2 separate regions of the Mus musculus genome follow, and region 2 is linked to region 1. A link is a loop called in an ENCODE intact Hi-C map of the cell type or tissue named here. Cell type or tissue: heart. All regions are shown on one strand. Region 1 overlaps Mdfic (MyoD family inhibitor domain containing). Region 2 overlaps Mdfic (MyoD family inhibitor domain containing).

Region 1 (2,500 bases):
TAAGATCACCTAAGGCAAAACTCCAAATACACTGTGGCACAAGGATTTGGAGATTTGGATTAATGTGTTACAAAGCTTTTTTGCTGCTTGATGGCGCTCATCCTAGACACAGAATTCATCTTGCTAAAAGACAGGATTAAAAGTGAATTGTTCTTCCCATTGTCTTTCCTGGGTAAGTAGACATGAATCAAAAATATTGCAGGGAATAGTTTCCTTACTGAGCTAATGATGCAGTGTGTACCATGTGAGCATTTGGGAACACGTGTTTAGGTCGCTACTAATGTTCCCAGAAAGAATGTAGAGATAGGGAGGTCTATCACCTCCTATGGGAGTGCTGCGGTGACCATTGGCAGTTAAATAGACTTGAGAAAATAATAGCCACAGCCTGTAGTAGCAGGGGAAACCTGAGCTGGCAAGCATTTTCAAATACTTGTGAGTGACCATCTGACTCAGAGTGAGGATTAAAAATTCCAGAGCCTCTTACTTCTGCTAGTTTCCCAGTCATGCTTTTGTAGATGAAGGCTATCTTGTTGGGTGTATAAGAAACATTCGAAGTGGAAGAACTTAGAGCATGCTAAATGTGACTCCATCACAGCCACATCAAGAAGTCTCCTAGCGTGATAGCAAAAGCCAGTCTATCTCTCTGAGTTAGGAGTCCATGAAGCTGTCTGTCTGCCTTTGCTTCTTCAACTTTTCCAATAGCGTCCTCAGTCATTTCTTTTTAAGTCAATGTCTGCTTCCCACATTAGGTGAGATGGGTGTGTTTCTCTTGCTTTACTGTTCAGGGCCTTGTGGAGACTCAGCAGATCTTATAATAACAATAGGCCTTGGAAAGGGAGCTGGTGGCTCAAATCTCCACAAGGCTGGAAGTGAACATAAGCCATGAGTCAGTTCTGGCTCGCTCCTGTTCCAGGAGCGCTGTGTGGCTCCCTGAGTGCCGTGGAAGAACAGGACAGCTGGCTTCTACAGAATTGATGTGAGTGTTCCCACTGAGGCGCTAGGTTGGCTGGACGGATGGAGAGAGCATCAGAAAAAGAAAAGAAAAAGACGGCTGGGGTGTGGGAACAGTTTCAAACGCACAGCCCACTCTTTTTTCCAGTCCTCCATGGGATAGCTCAGCTGCATAAGTCAAAAGTGCAAAGAGCAACTGTTGAATCTGACTGCGTTTTCTTTATCTGCTCTTGAGAGGAGTTTCTGTGGGCTGGTGACTCACTGGCTGTCTCCACTGTCCAGGAAGCCTGCTGCTTTCTCTATTGGACATTTAGGGGGTACTTTATAACGGACCGATATCTGGCAATGTGAAGCGGCTGTTTGCACTTTTCTTCACTGAGAATAAAACAGCCCTGGAAAATGAAGGGAGTGGCTGCTTTGGAAATTACATTCTAGTTAGAGGGTGTATTCTCAGGCTTCCTAGATGAGACCCAAGCAGAGAACTATTTCCAAATTATTCCGTGAACTTTAACCCTGACCTCTGTGGACCACCTGCTTGTAGCTCACACCCCGAGTTGGCTCCTGTGCTGGGCGGATGTTTGAGTTTTTCTCATTTCTGTAGTCCTTCTAGAAGAAATATGGAAGGTGGCCCCCCAGGGGTTGTGATTTGAAGGCTTGTATTTCAAATCTGTTGCCCCTGAGTTGCTAACTTATTAGAGAAAAAAAAATCCTTTCTGGAAGTAATAAATAAAAGAAGAAATCCATATGGAATGAAACACTTTGAATAAATAGGCCACACAGAGTCTAGTGCAGGAATGTGCCTTGTGAATATCTTTCTTACAAAATTTAAATGCAAAAAAAAAAAAAAAAAAAGACAGCTCGAGCTACTTATGTTTGTTTTTTTTTTTTAAAGTCTTAAATTAGCAAAGAATTAAAGCACAATAGTGGTTTTCTGGGGAAATTTTAAAGTTGGAAAGCTTTCTTTCTATTTTATTATTTTTAAAAAGAGACACTTAAACGCTTAAGAACCATTCATATTCTGAGAAAATATCTTTGAGTATAATTTAATTTGGGGGGATTTATTTCAGATTCTAGAATTTATATAATTTTCTTGTTTTCCCCGAGAGCATGGACTGAGACCTCGGTTTTTCTCCTTAGAGGAGGACATATGGTGTGCTGCATAATTTGAACCTATACTTTTTAGTAGTGCTTTGTTTTAATAAGCACCAGTTTTCTGAGTTCATAAAATAGACATTGCAATGAAGTGACACCCTAGTTAATATTCATTTTTCTATTTAATCTGTAATACACGCAAATCCATAAAAAGTAATTGGCAACATAACATGTTTTAATTATAATTGAGAAGAAATGATCACGGGGTGGTTTCTAAGATAGGTGGGGATGTTTCTATGTCTACATGCAGAATCATACATACGTGTTCACATGCATGTTTGTGCATATGCACTTATGTGTGAATGTACGTTATGTACACATCTACCTCTATTGACAGGCAGATAGCATGTGTCAACAATGTTTTGGTTTAATTTAGGTCAAATTCTACTATCCTGGT
Region 2 (2,500 bases), 46 kb after region 1:
TACCCACAGCCACTCATTTGTGTATACACAGAGAGAGAGAGCGAGAAAGAGAGAGAGAGAGAGACAGAGACAGACAGACACACACAGGCACATATGCACACACACTGACACACAAACAGACATATGCAGGCACATATGCACACACACAAACACACACACAGGTATGAACGCACATAAGTGAACATGTATATTGGGAACTTGTTGGAGACACAGCTCAAAGGTTTAAAACACTTCCAGAGTACTTGCACTTAGTTCTCATCGGCCACAGCAGGAGACACTCATCCACCTGTAAACCTAGCTCTGCGAGACCTGGCACTATGGACTTGTGGAGTACCTGCACACCGTGGCAGAGTCTCTTTCTCTGTCTCTGTCTTTGTCTCTGTCTCTATTTCTCTGTCTCTCTCTGTCTCTGTCTGTGTTTGTGTCTGTGTTTCTCATAAATAAAAATAAAATCTTTTTTTAAAAAAGAAATGAATATTACAATAAATATAAAAATGGCTCTAAAAGGTCAAGAGAAGACCCCTAGCTAGATTTAAAAATCTATTCTTCTGGATAACAGGTTCCATGGTGATGGAGTCTTAGTGCTTAAAAAGAGCTCAGCAGTTATTAACCCTCTGCTGTATGCCTACCAACACAGAGACAAATGACTTGCTTAAGATTTCTTAATCCATTAGTGAGAGAGCCAGACTGGAAAAGCCAGTCTAAGCTTCCTAGCATCACAGTCCTCCTAAATAATGTGACATTTCCCAACTGTGACACTTGGGGAGGACAGGAGGATGATTCCTCTCTGCAGTCCTTTTGTCTGTGTGCCCCCAAGTAGGGTTTCCCCTGTTGTGCTTGTTCAAACAAACACAAACAGCCTTTGCCACCTGGAAACTTACAGCCTAGCCTTTTGTAGTGTGAATGGCAGTGGTAAGTAATGAGCTGTGACTGAGAGAAGGCTCAGCTGGGGGGTGGCAGGGATGAAGTGCGGAGGGAACTGTGAAGCGGCTCAGGGAGAGGGTTTTTATTTTTATCTCCTCTCCCACAATTTAAAGTAGTCGACACGCCTACAGAACGTCTTGTTTAGCAGGCCAGAAACCACGGCTGTCACATTTAGGACACTCGCCAACCCGTCCTTAGGTTGTTTTGCCTTCAGAATTGTTGGGGGACTAAATTCAAGTGGCGATACGTATACCTTGTAATTTTAGTGTCATGCTGTCTTGCTCATCTGAAGCTTGCGATGATGCCTTTGAAAAACATCACATTACATGAATGGATGAGACAGGCTGAGAAAGGGTGATGTGGAAAGACTAACAACCATCCTTTAGTCACAAATTAATTCCATAAATAATAGGATTTACCTCCTGTGCACAGCTTTGAATTGTGCTTTGGTGTCTTGTCCCGGGGTAGCTGCTCACTCTGCCTGTCTCTTCATCTTGCCCGGTATGTGTGTGTTAGACTGCTGTGACTCTTTGCTTGGGGCCTGTCCCTTCTGTCAAGGCTAAGGAACACATCCTGGGCCTTCCCTAGACCAGACATCTCCTGCCTGTAGGACGTAGTGCCCCCTGCTGGACAAGCTGTCCTGCCTCTGCAGGAGAGGACCCTGCTGCAGTGACAGCTTTGTTTGGGACTTTTATGTAATTTGGATGGCAGACGCACCCTTTGTATACCTGCCAAGCCCTGGCAAGTCAAGTGTCCAGAGAACTGTGCGTGATCCCTGTCCTGTGAAATTCTTAGCCTGACTCATGCCTTCTCTTGCCATGTTTTTACTTCTATCTGCCAGGGGATTTTGGATATAGGCAACCTGGCCAACTCCATGAGTGTCTGTAATAGACTACTCTCACTGACTGGCCAGTATATTAGTTTACTTATCATCATCATCGTCGTCATCGTCATCATCATCATCATCACTTCATAGAGTATAGTGGGCACATCATTGTGAGCCTTTTGCCGTTTAAAAAACCGAGTTCTTTTGAAATATGCCCTGCACAATTCTTAAACCAAAGACATAAGTAACAAGAGGCGAGCCAAAATTTTAGCTGTGAAATAAATGTAGCTTGGAAAATAAAATTGGGGAAAATGTTAAATTCGGCATCTGGAAAGAAGTTTTCCATCATTTTTATTCAAATACTTATTTTCATTAAAACTAGAGGACTTTTTCACATTTGTTTTGTCCTGACTATAAGAGGCATTATTACCAAAGTATGCAGACTGCTTACAAACAAAACAATGCTTTCTTAATAAATGCTATATTTATTTACTTACGGGGCAGTGTGTGTGTGTGTGTGTGTGTGTGTGTGTGTGTGTGTGTGTTGCACTTGTGAAGTGCAAAACTTATCAGAGTCAGTTCTCTCTTACCACATGGGTCCTGGGAATCAAACTTAGGTCACCTACCTTGGTGGCAAGTACCTTTACCTTCTGAGCTTTATAGAAATTCTTCAAAATGCTTTTTGTGACTAAGTAAAGTATTATAGAATTTATTATTCAAAGCTATACTCAACCTTACATTACATATTTT

Evidence for each region. A loop is a pair of places that touch in the nucleus more often than their neighbours do. Peaks named below come from ENCODE experiments on the same cell type or tissue, not always from the same donor. Only the 100,000 strongest peaks of a DNase experiment are listed, where the experiment ranks them.
Region 2: a loop joins it to region 1, with 2.3 times the contacts of the local background. A loop is called at or near these places in 2 of 42 quality-filtered maps.

The regions. Positions count from the first base shown.
Region 1 is chr6:15,742,519-15,745,018 of GRCm38, forward strand. All of the region lies in intron 3 of Mdfic (MyoD family inhibitor domain containing), which reads left to right. Among named protein-coding and RNA genes, the nearest start is that of Mdfic, 23 kb to the left of the region's middle. In heart, no CTCF peak of the experiment used is centred here; a DNase peak (open chromatin) is centred at 1,063; H3K27ac peaks cover 947 bases.
Region 2 is chr6:15,788,758-15,791,257 of GRCm38, forward strand. The region is part of intron 4 of Mdfic (MyoD family inhibitor domain containing); the gene reads left to right. Among named protein-coding and RNA genes, the nearest start is that of Mdfic, 69 kb to the left of the region's middle. In heart, a CTCF peak has its summit at 1,558 (motif pointing left); a DNase peak (open chromatin) is centred at 1,564; H3K4me3 peaks cover 415 bases; H3K27ac peaks cover 262 bases.